Regions from separate parts of the Homo sapiens genome. Here region 1 is linked to region 2. Evidence: read pairs that join two places in POLR2A ChIA-PET (ENCODE). Cell type or tissue: GM12878. All regions are shown on one strand. Each heading gives the region's core, and the rest is flanking DNA. Links, peaks and the distances in the headings are about the cores only.

Region 1 (8,392 bases), core at 112-8,111, 700 kb before region 2:
CAAACTGAGGCCTCCTAGCAAGACTGGCAGTTTTCTGTAAAGGAGGGTTATTTACTACGGTAGTGCAAATAACTTTTGGTGTTGTAGCTAAATAAGGAATACTCATGCCAAGATTGCACAATTGTGCCTCCTCCCTCTGTTCACTGAACTCTGATGTAATTTTTTTTTTTTTTTTGAGACGGAGTCTCGCTCTGTCGCCCAGGCTGGAGTGCAGTGGCGCTATCTCGGCTCACTGCAAGCTCCGCCTCCCGGGTTCACGCCATTCTCCTGCCTCAGCCTCCTGAGTAGCTGGGGCTACAGGCGTCTGCCACCATGCCCAGCTACTTTTTTGTATTTTTAGTAGATACGGGGTTTCACCGTGTTAGCCAGGATGGTCTTGATGTCCTGACCTCGTGATCCACCGGCCTCGGCCTCCCAAAGTGCTGGGATTACCGGCGTAAGCCACCACGCCCGGCCCACTCTGAAGTAATCTTAAGAAGACGTTAACTCATTTTTCTTGTGTATTGTAGACACTTTTGGCTGTCTGGTAACATGGAAAATCTCAGAATGATGTTTTAAGTATATAAAATGCCAAACAAAGTTAAATTACAGTTATCAAAGTATTTTTAAAACTTCATAGTGATAAATGAGACTATATAGTTATATTGTTAATATAGTTAACACATTACATGATTTGGTGAGCCTAATTGCTGTTACTAATTAGAGGAGTAAAAATGTTTCACGATAACTCAGCAATTGTAATGAGAAATGAAACATCTAATGTCTTTTGGGTTACAAAGTAACAGGTACTGAGATTTGTGGCCTAAATTCATAATAAAGTGAAATGTTCAAGTTCAGTCAAGGTTAAGTTTTTAAAAATAGATATTTTACTACCCAAACTCACAGACTTCCCCTTCAACACCCTCCAATTGCTGAATTTTTTCCTTAGGGGCATTGTGACATATAAGTACGGACCTCAGGTTAAAAACTCTTGCTCTAAAATTTGGTCAACCTACCCCATTTCTTTTCAGCTCCTTTTCTCTAGATACCTCCTCTTCCTATCTGGAATTTCTTTAGCACTTAGTCTACTGACATCTCATAACCTTTTACTGTGTCTGTTTCTTGTTCTTAAAATATAACTACTTCCAATCCTAGTATAAATACGATGTTTTGGAACAGAAACAAGTGCTGACAATATCTAGCAAAAATAGGTACTTGAGAGGCCCCCCAAATAGTAAAATATTTGGCTTTTTGATGGATTTTTATACTGTGTAACCCAATAATTTTACTCATTTTTGAATTGCCCTGTCTTTAAAGGTCTTTCAACTTATTTAAATTAATATTTAATAAATTTCACAATTAAATATACAGTGGTTGGACACAGGATGTACTTTGCAAGTGTAACTGTTACTGGAAAGGGGTCCCAATCCAGACCCCAAGAGAGAGTTCTTGGGTCTTTCTCAAGAAAGAATTCAAGGCAAATCCATAGAGTACAGTGAAAGCAAGTTTATTAGAGAAGTAAAGAAAATTGTTCTTTTGTTCTATTCTAAGGATATTTATAGTTATTTCTTGACTACATGCTAAACAAGGGGTGGATTCTTCATGAGTTTTCTGGGAACGGGGTGGGCAATTCCCCAACTGAGAGTTCCTCCCCCTTTTAGACCCTATAGGGTAACTTTCCGACGTTGCCATGGCATCTGTAAATGGTCATGGCACTGGTAGGAGTGTCTTTTAGCATGCTAATGCATTATAAGTAGTGTATAATGAGCAGTGAGGATAACCAGAGGTCAATTTCCTCACCATCTTGATTTTGGTAGGTTTTGGCTGGCTTCTTTACCGCATGCTTTTATTAGCAAGGTCTTTGTGACCTGTACTTTGTGCTGACCTATTCTGTGACTACAAATGCCTTAAGCCTCTGGGAATGCAGCCCAGTAGGCCTCAGCCTTATTTTACCCAGCCCCTATTCAAGATGGAGTTTCTCTGGTTTAAACGCCTCTGACAAAGTTTGCTGCCAGATTTGTTTTGTAATGTGAAAGAATGTGAGAACTCAGAGTTACTCTATTTGAACTAAGTTTATCTTGATAGTCAGTTATCCTGTTAGAAAACAGACTGATTAGCATAACATTTTTTTAAAATGTTATACTGCGTGTATGTTTACTATTTCAGAACTAAATTTACCGTCAATTTCAGAAACTAAAGAGTCTGACAAACTCAAATATCCTTGTAGGGGAGGCAAAATTTTACCTCTGTCCTCTTAAGAGTTTTTATGGCTGGCCTGATAATTAAACTGACATAAGATTAAGAGGAGAAAACCATATAAATTTAATATAAATTTTATGTGGCATGGGACATGGGAGCTCTAATAATAGACCCCAAAGAAGTAGCAAAACCTAAATGCTTTTATAGTAGGTTGAATGGAGTAAATTGTGGAAATGTAACTATGTAGGAAGGCTAAAGGAAAACAAGAATTATTTTAAGATCTGCTTGGACAGAATTCTCTTGGTTTCAACTTCCTGTCCTTGATGAAAATGTTCTTTTCCTTTTGGTACAGGGAGGACATCTTCCACAGGGGAATTTTAATTCCTGCTTTTAAGGGGGTAAAAGGGAACGGTCAAAGTGCCTTTCTTGTACCTACTCTTTTTAAAATTGCCTGTATCTCAGAATAATTCTTATTCCAAAATGGCATATTTTGGGATGGCATGCTCTGCCACCTTTTACCATTCATTGCTATCCTTGTCACTAATTGCTATGCGAAAACTCATGAAATCAGATACAGAAAAAGGCTTCTGATTAGTGAGAAGCTCAAGTAGAGAAATATACTTGTTAACTAATGTTGGGGAAATACAATTTTAAAATCTTCTCCCAAAGAAGACAAAGGAAATAATTTTATTATTGAATAAGCATTAAACCAGGGAGAGTTGCTTATCACAGGAAACCTTATGAAGAGGTTGCAAAAGCAGAAAGAAATCTTGCTTATTATGTATGGCTACATTGGATAGGTTTTGCAATTCGAAGTCAGGTGACAGCTAAAGTTCAGCCCATTTTCTCGCTGGAAACTGGGAGACAGACCACTATCTTTTTTAATGATTAACATTTCAAAGGGATGGCTCTCCAGGCATTGAGAAAATATTCTGAGTTATAAGGCCTATTTAGCCATTAAAAGGATTTACATACATTTTAAAAGGACAGAGAAAGACATTTTGAAAGTGATGGGAAAGGAAAGGGAAGTCTTTTGTTTTCAACAGATAATTAAGCCTCTCATTTTTAATTTGTATTTACCCTTAGATTAACGTATTCAATTAACCTATGCTACCTTACCCTCTTTACAACATATACTGAATTCAGCTACAGCAAGTTACAGCCAGTCATATCAATTTTTTTTTGTTTTCCAAAGGTGTATGGCAAGTTTTCTTTTATTGCAACATAAATGCAAAAATTTCTAAAGTATTTTAATGAAAAGTTTATCTTCATTTACTTTATGACATTTAAGTGGAATACTTTGAAAATACTTCAAGCACTGCTGTAAGGTACTCATTAAAATAAAGAGTAGCAAGAAAATCACCAAATGGGCCGGGTGCGGTGGCTCATATATTCAGTATATGATAATAAGTTCCTCAAATCAGTGGGGGAAATAGTTAATGTATTGTGCTGACTAACCAACTGATTAACTTTTTGAAAAGTTATTTCTATATACAAGAAATCAAGTCCTTATTAGTAAAGTTAGATTACTTTAAATGGTTCTACCCAGCATTAGTTAAGGTTGTAGGCATATCAGGAACTGCTACTGGTGCAGGGGCCAAGAGAAAACCTCCCTTTTGGCCTCTGAAAGTTCACTGAAAATCAACTGACAAGATTAATAAGAGAAAAGGCATACAAATTTATTAAGGTACAGGGCTGAGGACCACAGAATATTACCCCAACCCCCCAGTGGGGTACAGAAGCTTATATACTCTTTCTCAGAGGCAAAAGAGGAGATGGGTAATGTAGACAATTCTTTGAGGAACAGTAAATGATTATTAGAGAGAAGGAATGGACCAAGGAGACAGAAATTAACTTGTAAATGATTCTCTTTGGAATCTGAATGAGATCAAGAGGCCAGCTTTAGCTTGTGGAAAAGTCCATCTAGGTATGGTTGCATTCTCGTCTTCTTTTCTGCAGTAGATAATGAGGTAACCGAAGGCAATTGTGCTTCTTTTGATAAGAAGCTTTCTTGGTCATATCAGGAAATTCCAGAGAAAGTCCCTCCCTGTATTTGGGGAAGAGAAACAGGACAAAGTTAGAGGGACCTTGATTCTTAGACTTGTTTCTGAGAACCCTCAATTTTCAAAAACACCCACCATTACCAAGCTCGATATTTGGGGGGATAATTCTCCACCCCAAACACTAGAAATGAAAATAAGTAGAAAAGAACTTAGCAATATACCTGAACGATCTTTAAATTCTATGAGTCTATCTTGTTCTATTGCTAGGAATTTAGCATATGGAGTATATTTCCATTGTATATTAAGGAGAAAAATGCCACAAAATAGCATAGTTCCATACAAATAATGTTAAAGGAAAACATGCATATATGCAGAGATAACATTCTTTTTGCTTTATGTATCTTCTATAATGTTAACATTTTTGTTATGAGGCAGGAATCATGTTAAATGAAAAAAGGAAAAACAGCCTAGGTCTTGAGGATTAAAAAGGACTGAAGGAGAACAAGAGGGAGTAGAGCACAGCAGGCCTGTTTCCCTTTTAGGTCCCCTCCCCCAATGCAGAGGGACTTCCCGCCAAAGCTCTTCCGGTTTTCAGTCTGGTCCGCAGAGGTTACCCATAAAAGAAAGCTGCCATCACAGGCAGCAGACCTTTGTTCTCTGACCACTTGATAATGTCAGGACGCGGCAAAGGAGGTAAGGGCCTGGGGAAAGGGGGTGCCAAGCGCCACCGCAAGGTGCTGCGCGACAACATCCAGGGTATCACCAAGCCAGCCATTCGGCGCCTTGCTCGCCGCGGCGGCGTGAAGCGCATTTCTGGCCTCATCTATGAGGAGACCCGCGGAGTGTTGAAGGTGTTCCTGGAGAACGTGATCCGGGACGCCGTGACCTACACGGAGCACGCCAAGCGCAAGACGGTCACCGCCATGGACGTGGTCTACGCGCTCAAGCGCCAGGGCCGCACCCTCTATGGCTTCGGCGGCTAAATGGCATTTTGAAGCCCAGTCATTCTCTAAAAAGGCCCTTTTTAGGGCCCCTAAGCTTTCAACAAAAGAGTTGAAATGACTGCAAACTGAGTCTCTTAATAGGGCCATTGTCAGTGAGTTCTGTCATCCTATTTTACAAGATTAACTCGACGCCGAAAATGGGCTGATGACTACAGGTGACCTTGGGCCGAGATTTTTCCAAGGCCAGAAGAGCCTCTGCTGGCCAGTAACTTCTGGCGGCTGCCTGGAAATTGCCTGCAGCCGGTTTACCGCTCGGATTAGTTTAGAAAGCCAAGGGGTCTGCGGTCCAAATAGGGGCGGGCTAGATAATTAACTTCCCTCTGGACCTTCAAATACGTCTCAGGAGATAATGAGTTTGATGGGCTCCACTAAATGCTAGAACCTCCAGGAAAACTTCGTGGTGGCTGGTTTAAGAGGACTTGGCGGGCACAGAGCTCTGCATGGGGGGGAGGGGGACAGACCATGCTTTTACTACTGTAGAACAGTAGGGCAGTCTTAAGAGTCTTAGTAATAATATTCCTTTATATGTTTGCCTTTTAAATACTGGAATATATCAAGTATACAAAATGCGCTGGTGACCACACCACTTATTCAAGTGCATCTAAAATCCTTATGTCCCTTTCTCAGTAGCACAGCCCTCCCTTTTTCCTATCTAGAATTAACTAATATTCTAGGATAAACTGATATTCTAAATTTGTTTACTGTTCCCACGCGTTTTAACTTTAGATGCACATACCCCTAATCTATTTTAATCGTCATGAATTTTTACATTTGCTCTTGAAATATATCCGTGTTGAAATGTGCAGTTCTAGGTTATTTTTACCATTAATCTAGTTTTCTAATGTGTCAGTAAATACTTTATTCATTTCTCTGTTGATTTTTTTTCCTCATTACAAAACAGCACTGTATACAGCTGTGCATTTTCTGGTTACATGGAAGTGGAATTATTTGGTAAATGTGCATATTCAACATGAATAAAAATGAACAATTTGCTTTCCAGGGTAGTATTTTAAATTTATACTCCCATATTCCACCAGCAGTGCTTGAGAGTTATTGTTTATCAGCATTTCCTAATGTGAAATCGGAGTTTTTCTAAATGAGATTTTTGGCTATTTGGAGATTTTCCCGCTTTCCTCGGAATGGTCTATTCAGATTCTCTACAGTTTTTATTTTATGAGATTTGATTTGTAAATATTCTTTATATATTTGAGTTTTAACTTTTTGTCAGTATGTGACAAATATATTCTGTCACCTTGTGGGTTTGTTTTTAACTGTTCGTGATATCTTTGGATGTGCAAAATTTTAATAATGTTGGATTTATATTTTTTATAGTTTTTGAATGCTGCCTTTTCATAAAGGAGTTATCTGACTTCCACTTTCCCCAGGAGCTACAGGCATCAATCTGGGGGAAAAAAAAAAAACAAAAAACATTTAGGCGGCTTATGTCCTGATTTGGCTTGAATTGGATAGTAAGGCTTTTCTGAAATCGCTGTAAGAGTAGCATCAAGAGCGAGCTAAGGGAAGACCTGATAAAAGATTGATCTTACTTTCTAAATAAGCAATGATTAACAATACCTAAAATTTTCAAAGTATTACAAAAGGGACAAAAGAAAGGGTGAAAGAGGAAAGTAATGCCTAAGATACACTGAAAGTTTGTTGAAAATTGTTAAGTGCTTTACATGGATTATCTCGTATCTCATATTCTTGTGAGATAGATTTTATTACTCTTATTTTAAAATGGCAAAAGAGGCCAAATCAAATAACCAATTCACAAATGTTAGATTTTATGACCCAAACTTGTCTTTCTTTAATTTTTATTATTCCAGGAGCATAGATTCAAATTGCCCCGAACATACACTCACTCAAACCTGTAATATTCTTAATCACACTCTCTTAGTAGATAGATAAGCCATCACAGAGAGTAGTAGTGGTGCTAGTCCTATAATGAAGAATTTGGGGAAATGTGTCAGGACAGATGCAAAACCTGCTTGTCACTTAATCCCAATTGGAATGAATTATTTTCATGTGTCAGTTTGTGGGCCTGAGAAAGTCGTTTTTATTTTGTGTCTATATAGTTATGTTATTGTTAAATCTGCAGCAATGTAACACGTCCTTCCCTGTCATTTTTCATGTTCCAAGCCCAATGGATTAAACACTCCCTTAGGAAAAACCGTAGTAGGTGGTGATGCCAGAAGGAATTGTAATCCTTTGCATAGTGCCCTAGTGGGTTTTAGGTCAAGTTCTGCTCATTGAGTGTCTTATGGTATAGCACTAGCCATGCATGGAGTTTGAGCACTTACAATGTGGCATGTGACTGAGGGAGTAAGTGTTTAATTATATCTTAATTAGTTTACTTTTAAAAACTGGTGCTGGATTCAATTAGATAGCATTCAAGTATACTTGGAACACCTTAGGGACATGAATCAGAATCATCTTATTCTAATTACAGATCAAGAATTCCCCACGAAAATTTATTTTGATATACCATAAAAGTGTAAAATACACACCAGATTTTGAAGATTTGAAATGAAAAAAGAATACAAGATATTTAATACATTCTGTATTGACTATATGCTGAAACTATATTTTTGATATATTCTGTCAAATAGGATACACTATTAAAATTAACTTTTTTAACTTTTTTTTTGGAGACGAACTCTCGCTTTCGTCCCCCAGGCTGGAGTACAATGGTGTGATCTCGGCTCACTGCAACCTCCGCCTCCCGGGTTCAAGCAATTCTCCTGCCTCCGCCTCCCAAGTAGCTGGGATTACAGGTGCGTACTACCACGCCAGGCTAATTTTTTTGTATTTTAAGTAGAGACATGTTGGCCAGGCTGGTCTTGAACTCCTGACCTCAGGTCATCCGCCTGCCTCGGCCTCCCAAAGTGCCGGGATTACAGGCTTGAGCCACTGTGCCCAGACAATTTTTTTTAACTTTTAAAAATGGTTACTGGAAAGATAAGTACATGTATGACGTATTACATTCCCCCCCTCCTTTTTTTTTTTTTTTTTTTTGAGACAGTCTCGCTCTGTCGCCCAGGTTCGAGTGCAGTGGCACAATTTTGGCTCACTGCAACCTCAGCCTCCCGGGTTCAAGCCATTCTCCTGCCTCAGCCTCCCAAGCAGCTGGGACTACACTCATGTGAAACCATGCCCAACTAATTTTTGTATTTTTAGCAGAGACGGGGTTTCACCATACTGGCCAGG
Region 2 (8,392 bases), core at 326-8,325:
ACTTGTTACCGATCAGACACGAGGTGACTTGTTTATTCTTTTTAAATCTTTGCTCATCTACAAAGTTAGAATAGGATAGTGACGGTACTGTTGGGGTGCAGAATGATTCCCCAAAATGTGGTTCTTGGGCATGCTGAGCGCTTTTGAACATTGAAAGGCCTCAGAAATAAGCTTCAGAATCAAAGCCCCTCTAACTTCGTCTTCTTTCCCATACATGCGAAGGGACTCTGACATTTCCTAATCGGACCAAGAAAATTTCTTACCAGAAGTAACAATTGCCTTCTATCCCCTCCCTGTTATTTCATTATTGCAGAAAAGAATACTGAATATGGATTTTTCAAGATAATGTCTGCCTCTCGGTCTCATTTAAATTACCAAGACATACTAGGTGCTGTGGCTCCTCCCACTAATCCCAGCACTGTGGGAGGTCGAGGCAGGTGGATCCCTTGAGCTCAGGAGTTCGAGACCAGCCTGGCCAACATGGCGAATCCCTGTCTCTACAAAATATACAAAAAATTAGCCAGGTGGTGTCACATGCCTGTAATCCCAGCTACTTGGGAGGCTGAGGCAGGAGAATCACTTGAACCTGGGAGGCGGAGGTTGCAGTGAGCCGAGATTGCACCATTGCACTCCAACCTGGGCAACAAGAGTGAAACTCTGTCTGAAAAAAAAAAAAATTAGCCAGTTGTAGTGGTGCATGCCTGTGGTCGCAGCTACTAGGGAGCCTGAGGTAGGAGGATCACTTGAATCCCAGAGGTGGAGGTTGCAGTGAGTGGAGACTGTGCCACTGCACTCCAGCCTGGGTGACAGCCTGGGAGACGGATTAAGACCCCATCTCAAAATAAATAAATAAATTATGAAGACAATCATTTACAAGCTAATTTCTTTCTGTGGCCCATTTATTTTCCATAACAAGCCTTTATTGCCCCTCAAAGGAATTGTCTACCTTTCCCATCTCCTCCTTCCCCTATGAAAAAAGTTACATAAGCTTCTGTACTCCTTTAGGGACTGGGGTAATCACTTTGTAATTCTCCCTCGTGCACATTATTAAATTTCTGTGCCATTTCTCCCATTATTCTGTCTTTTGTCAGTTGATTTTCTATGAAACTTCCCTTAGCCCCTACAGTATTTACCTCTTTGAGGTACTGTAAGAATTAATGGAGGCCAGTCTCAGTAGCCTGCCTGTAGTCCCAGCTACTCTGGAGGCTGAGGTGGGGGGATTGCATGTGTTCAGGAGTGGGAGGATTGTGCAAGCTCAGGAGTCAGAGATCAGCCTGGGCAACATCACAAGACCTTCATCTAAAAAATAAAAAAAATTAAAAAAATAAAACAATGGAGATAATGTATGTAAAATATTAAGCAGAAAGCCAACCTCTATTTAATATACGTAATTTTTTTCTTTACAACTAATTTACAAATATTTTGTTTATATTATACTTTAAATATGTTAATACATCAATTTATCTAATTATGTATAACACATTAAGTAGTTAATTTAAATAACAAATATTTATTTTTAGTACATATTGTCAATGTCGGGGCTCAGAAACCAATACCCCAAACTATGGCATGGTGACAAGCTGAACTGCAGAAGCCTCAAAGTCTCTTTGACCTTCTCCCACTCCCCAACCTTTGTCTTCCTGTTATCTGGACTCACCAAAAATGAGTCCCTGTAAGACGAATGTAATCACACCCGAACAGCTCATTTCACAAGATAAGGTACAAGTTTAATTTCTTTTCCCTGATCCATTCATTCTTCCTAGTAATCCCCTCAAATGAATTCCTCTTCTCCCTCCCTCAAACTGTTTTTCAAGGATGGTATATAAACTTCTGAACCACGTTCTGGGGTGGGCAATCACTGATTCTCCCCATGCACATTGTAAATTTGTCTGCCTTTTTTTCTATTAATCTACCTCATGTCTGATTTTTCAACAAACCTTCAGAGGGCATCAAATCAGTAAGGACATTCATTTAATTCAATATTTCACAGATGATATAATACCATGAAGTGATAAGGCACTATAAATGTTCCTAATTGCTCCTTGCCCCTTGGATCTCTCTGATCTTTAGGTTGCCTCCTCTAGTTTACTTACTGTGAAGCTACTCATTTAACAGCTCCTCCATTTTCCTTTACATGTGTATGTGGAATTATAAACAATGATATATCACACTTGTATATTTTATTTTGCTTAATACATAAGTTTGCATGTCAATGTTTTGATTATGAGTACATTGATTTGAGTTTGCATAAATAACACCCAAAATTATAATAATTATAAAGCAAAAGTTACTTTACAAGCTGTTTAGCTTAAAGAATTTTACTTCTGGAACTCACGAACTCTGAAAAATATTACTTAGCTAGCTTTCATGATTAAATGGTGGTTCTTGGGAGAAACAGAATCAATGGAATAATTTTATTATCAACTTCAATGATCATAACAGCATATTTTATTTAAAAACTTATTTTAATTTCAAAAATCTTACAGGCCTTCTATGGAGCTGTATCATTTACTCTATATTGAGAAACAATTATTGAAAATTTATACACATAAATAACACAGATGACATTTTAAAAGGGAACAAATGAATTAATTCATTGAAATCAGGATGGAGTCCTCAACATCAAATAATAAATTTTTTTAAACAATGTGATATTTATGATTTTTGTGATTGCTGTTTTATTCCAAGAAATACTAGTTGTATGTGATTGCAATCAAGACTTAAATCTAGGAAATAAAAATGTGTGAAGAGACTCAAAAATTAATGTATTTCAATGGACTGGAGATCCTGTAGAAATTCATTTTCATTAACATGTCTGTATGAGGAAAACAGTAGCTTATATAAGTTTAGGTGGAGAGGAATAGAAGGCCCTCTCTATAGCTAGGAGGACTTGGTGATCTGAGAAGGAAAGGAGTGATCTTGGTGAAAGAAAGGAAGCAGGAAAAACTGACAGGAACAGGAGTATATGACCATGATATAATAAAAAACCTGACTTACAATGTCCTTCATTCATACTGTTTTTAAATAACACGTTCTAAAGTAATCTCACACCCTAACCCCAACCCTTTCCCATCATTTATATAAACAGTCCATTATGACATGTATTCTTTGCCCAAGCCAACTTGAAGCTCCTTTTGGATAGAGACTTTATGTATCTGGATTAATATTGTATTCCCATTTAGGAGAGTGCCTGGCACACCATAGATGCTCAGAAAGATTCAATTGAACTCGAATAGGTAGGCCAAACACACACGGGGTCCTAAATTGTGCAGAAGGGTCAGATACCTAAATTTTGCTTCCATGGTCTTATGAAGTATAAACTAAAAGCCCAAGTAAGGAGCAAAGGTTAGTTTACCAATTTTATCTCTGGAACCCAGGTACACTGAAAAGTATTATTTAGCTAGCTTTCAGTCCTCTGTAATACAGAAAGTAAATATCTGACACTAGGTTCATTTGAAACACTCTTGCTCTGTCACACAAGCTGGACTGCAGTGGTGCAATCATAGCTCATTGCAGCCTCGAACTCCTGGGCTCAAGTGATCCTTCTGGTCTCAGCCTCCCGAGTAGCTAGGACTACAGGCTATGAGACGCCAGGCACGGTTAGTTATTTTACTTTTGTAAAGATCAGGCTGGCTTCGAACTCCAAGGCTCTAGCGGTCCTTCCGCCTCGGCTTCCCAAAGCGGTTCTGTTTACCGGATGGTGCCAAACAGTTCCAGGCTCTTGGTGCCCGGTAGAAATTGGACGACACACACACAGATAGCAAAGCAAAGCAGCAAAAGTTTAGTAAACAGAGTATTACACTCTCGGGGGTGGGAGAGAGCGGACTGACCTCTGCGAGGTGAGATCAGCGTCAGCTTGCTGTAGTTTGAGTCATTTTATGTGTGTGCGTGCGTGTGTGTATGTTTTCTGTTCCCAGTGCTGCCTAATCTATAGCCAGCATCTGCCCTTTTATTGATAGGTTTGTTGCTTACTTTGTCCTCTGTGGCTTGTGCCTCTATCTTATAATCTTAAATATATGCATGATATGTAGCCCATATGCATGAACCTTAAGTAGCTGATTATCATACGGGCTTTTGTTAAGGATACTTTTCCTCTCTAATACGCATGCCCATCTCTGAAGAGCTGCCTCTTAAACTGGTTTGTTCCAGATCTTGCCGGCCACGAGGTCCTTGCTCACATTATCTCTTTTGTTTCGGCTGCAAAAGGTTCACTGCTTGTTATCTCGCTTCTTGTTCACCCGCCCATCTACCTTACTTCTGCCCTTTGCTTTTACTTATTCTGCCCTCTAACTTTCAGCTCCCTTTGTTATTCTCTTGCCTCACTTTTCTTATTGTTTCAGCTGTATTGCAGGCGCGAGCTGCCGCGCCTAAATTTCTTGATGTACCGTAAACATTTCAATGTCTACTTTCTATCTCAAAACAATGTGGTGTAAAAGCCGTTTAGTTTTGCTTCATCTCCATACAGCATTCCAGTGCCATTGCAAAATGACTCGACTATCAGATAAAACTGAACACAGCTCTACTTGGTGAAAAAGTAGGTGGCTCTGAAAAGAACCTTTTTGGTTTGGACCGAGGTATGAGTAATGAACTGCTCCAGCCCCGCTACTTGCCCTTGGCCTTGTGGTGGCTCTCAGTTTTCTTAGGCAGCAGCACGGCCTGGATATTGGGCAGGACACCACCCTGGGCGATGGTCACTTTACCAAGCAGCTTGTTGAGCTCCTCGTCGTTGCGGATGGCCAGCTGCAAGTGGCGCGGGATGATGCGGGTCTTCTTGTTGTCGCGGGCCGCGTTGCCAGCCAGTTCCAGGATCTCGGCGGTTAGGTACTCCAACACCGCCGCCAGGTACACCGGCGCTCCGGCACCGACCCGCTCAGCGTAGTTGCCCTTGCGGAGCAGTCGGTGCACTCGGCCCACTGGGAACTGAAGACCCGCCCTTGAAGAACGGGTCTTAGCCTTGGCGCGAGCTTTGCCGCCCTGCTTGCCACGTCCCGACATGACGTAAAAAATTCAATCAGTAACGTTCCTGAGACTGACGTAACGCTAAAGCTCCGCTACTTATAGTCAACAGAGGCACGAAAACTAAGCTGTGCTATTGGCTAACATTACAGTTTCGCTTTAACCAATGGGATTGCGGTTTTGAAAAACACTTATTTTGATTGGACAAAGTTAATATACGTTTCCAGGACTCACCACTGGTTAAACGCACAACTTCATTCTCTACCCCACTTGCGTTAAGAAGCAGTGAATAAGCGGTAGGTTGACAGAGCTACCGTCTTCCTGTTTTTTTCCTCCAATTTTCCGGCAGTTACTCCCAGTCATGCCCGAGCCCTCAAAGTCCGCTCCTGCCCCGAAGAAAGGCTCCAAGAAGGCAGTGACAAAGGCCCAGAAGAAGGACGGCAAGAAGCGCAAGCGCAGCCGCAAGGAGAGCTACTCCGTGTACGTGTACAAGGTGCTGAAGCAGGTCCACCCCGACACCGGTATCTCGTCCAAGGCCATGGGCATCATGAACTCCTTCGTCAATGACATCTTCGAGCGCATCGCCGGCGAGGCTTCCCGCCTGGCGCATTACAACAAGCGCTCGACCATCACCTCCAGGGAGATCCAGACGGCCGTGCGCCTGCTGCTGCCAGGGGAGCTGGCCAAGCACGCGGTGTCGGAGGGCACCAAGGCCGTCACCAAGTACACCAGTTCCAAGTGAGCCCGCCCACCGCGGAACGTTCGGTCAGTCTCGGCCCACACCCCAAAGGCTCTTTTCAGAGCCACTCAGTCTTCCCAAAGAGAACTGGCACTCACTGTTCTTACAGCAGGTATTTCTTACTTGCTACAAAGACGATTTCCAAGATTCCTTTAGCCTTGTTAGAAACTAATTTTGGCTCAAGCCTCTAATCCCGGTTCGGGAAACCGAAGCGGGTGGCTCACCTGAGGTTAGAAGTTCGAGACGAGCCTAGCCAACATGGTGAAACCCGTCTCTACTAAAAGTACAAAAAAATAGCTGGGCGTGGTGGCGGACGCCTGTAATCCCAGCTACCCGGGAAGCTGAGGCAGGAGAATCGCTTGAACCCGGCAGATGGAGGTTGCAGTGAGCCGAGATCGGGCCATTGCACCCCAGCCTGGGCAGTAAGAGCGAAACTCTGTCTCAAAAAAGAAAGAAAAAGAAAAGAAATTAATTAGCACTGCAGTGTACTGCATGTTGCAGCAACGCTTGAGACAATTTTATATCTGAAGAAGGATGAGGTTTATCATCAGACAAACCTAGTAAAGGGAAAATTCAGTTCCTGTTGACCCCAAAGAAAATATAATACTTAAGTGTCACTGGTAAAATATCCACAGTGCTTCCGGCGCTCTGTCCCTAAACTTCATGTGTACTTTAGTAATGAAGCAGTTGGCACACACACAAACGTACAAATCGACTTGTTTGTTTTGAGAGTGGTGCTGTTTCTCCTCCCTTGTCCCCAGTTTGGATTTGCTAAATATTAAGATAGAAAGGCAGTAGAAAAAAGTTTGAACCCAGTTTACAGCACCGTACACGTCAATCGGGCTGAGTTGATGTCAATGGCCAATCCCGACACTGCGAGGGCAGTTTGAAACTTGGCCACCGTTTTCTCTGGTGAGTGTTCTAGTTGGGAAAATTCTTGGCAGTGCAGGTTTTTTGGAGGAATCTTGCTGTCTTACTCATTCCCATAATTCTCTTGTGTGGAATTCCTATTTATGAACATAGTTTCTATTCCCTACTTTTTCTGTTAGGGTCTGCTCCATGTTTTCTTGTCTGTGTCACTTGCGTTTACTGTATCTCTAGTAATTGGAAGAAATGTTAAAAGAAAAAAAAATAGAGGAGGAGAAGGGCTGTTCTCCATTGTTTTCCCCCACCCCCAACTCAGGAAATCAAAATGAGTGTCTTCATTTTAAACACTTAGGAGTGGCATATTTAAAAGTATTTTGGTCTTTGCCAAGAATCAGTGTGGGAACTCTTCCACATCAAATTGTATTTGCTGAAGGTTTTTGATAATATTTTTTATCCAGTAAGTGTACTCCAGTGACCCAACCATTCGATTCCTAGCTGTTTACATGAAAGAATATTTTGCACACATGCAACAGGAGACATATGAGAATGGAAAAAATGCCATTTTTAATAGATAAAAATACTAGAGGCAACTACATGTTCATGGTCAAAATAATGCATTTATTGAGGTACACACAGTACCTGGTTGAATTTTAGAAATGTAAGTCTCAGAAGGTTCATATATAATAACATTTTTTTTAAACTCAGAAGTAAAACCATGGCTGGGCATGGTGGCTCATGCCTGTAATCCTAGCACTTTGGGAGGCTGAGATGGGAGGTTTGCTTAAGCTCAGGAGTTCAAGACCAGCCTGGGCAGTATGGTGAGACCCTACCTCTTAAAATAAATAAATAAATAAATAAATAAATAAATAAATAAATAAATAAATAAAATGAAAATAAAACCAAATTATACATTGTTGAAGTGTATATAGAAGCGCTTATACAGAATAAGTATACACAAGTGCGTGATAATGAAAACTTTTAAGAGAGTTTTTAAAATACCTGGCACTGGCTATCTTAGCGATAAAGGCAAGACATGGGATGGGGAAAAACACAGAGGTAAATACAAGTTGTCGTCAATATTCCAGTTTTGGGTTAGATGTTTTATCATGGGTTTTGATATAATTTGATTTAAACTTTATTTTTATTTTTATTTTTTTGAGATAGAGTCTCACCGTTTCGCCCAGGCTGGAGTGCAATGGCGCGATCTCGGCTCATTACAACCCTCGCCTCCCAGGTTTAAGCAATTCTCCTGCCTCAGCCTCCCGAGTAGCTGGGTTTACAGGAGCCCGCCACCACACCCAGCTAATTTTTTGTATCTTTAGTAGAGATGGGGTTTCACCATGTTGGCCAGGCTGGTCTTGAACTCCTGACCTCATGATCCACCCTCCTCGGCCTCCCAAAGTGCTAGTATTACAGGCATGAGCCACCATGCCCAGCCTGATTTACACTTTAAATATATGTTACATGTATTAAACTTATGTATCAAATACTATACTGGAAAATATAATAGGAAAAAACCCCCTGTGTAAAAACAAGTTACAAGCATCACATAGTTTGTCATAAAGGAAAACTTACAGGTGAGAAACTCAAACTTAATAGTGTTCCTGTAAATATTATTCATTTTCTAAATATTATTCATTCCTTCTCCTCTCTTAAGGAAGAGAAAAAGAAGATTCACAGAGAGCATTAAGAAGGCCCATGGATTCAGAAAGCTCAAGATTTGGCTAAAATTAAGAGTCAGCAACCAATCTCCAGGTACCCTTGCTTCTCAATCTGTAGACTAAAGACCCTAGACCAAAAATCCTGATTCCCAGGAAGTGCTTGGAGGAT

What was found. Peaks named below come from ENCODE experiments on the same cell type or tissue, not always from the same donor. Only the 100,000 strongest peaks of a DNase experiment are listed, where the experiment ranks them.
Region 1: POLR2A ChIA-PET joins it to region 2 with 11 read pairs; 29 of 35 experiments call an interaction of 5 or more read pairs at or near these places.

The regions. Positions count from the first base shown.
Region 1 is chr6:27,134,457-27,142,848 of GRCh38, forward strand. H4C9 (H4 clustered histone 9) reads left to right here and starts at 4,826. Exons shown (of 1, transcript NM_003495.3): 1 at 4,826-5,222. The coding sequence starts at 4,853. The coding sequence ends at 5,164. It also overlaps a transcript of H2BC12 not described here. RefSeq lists enhancers at 4,640-5,019, 4,782-5,374, 5,375-5,966. In GM12878, for the core only: a CTCF peak has its summit at 4,908; a DNase peak (open chromatin) is centred at 4,815; H3K4me3 peaks cover 3,432 bases; H3K27ac peaks cover 7,689 bases.
Region 2 is chr6:27,833,345-27,841,736 of GRCh38, forward strand. H2AC15 (H2A clustered histone 15) reads right to left here and starts at 5,031. Exons shown (of 1, transcript NM_003510.3): 1 at 4,536-5,031. The coding sequence starts at 4,995. The coding sequence ends at 4,603. It overlaps H2BC15 (H2B clustered histone 15), which reads left to right and starts at 5,225. Exons shown (of 1, transcript NM_003520.4): 1 at 5,225-5,766. The coding sequence starts at 5,318. The coding sequence ends at 5,698. RefSeq lists enhancers at 3,161-4,098, 3,517-3,566, 4,187-4,276, 4,347-4,396, 4,667-4,776 and 3 more. In GM12878, for the core only: no CTCF peak of the experiment used is centred there; DNase peaks (open chromatin) are centred at 4,093 and 5,127; H3K4me3 peaks cover 5,102 bases; H3K27ac peaks cover 6,425 bases.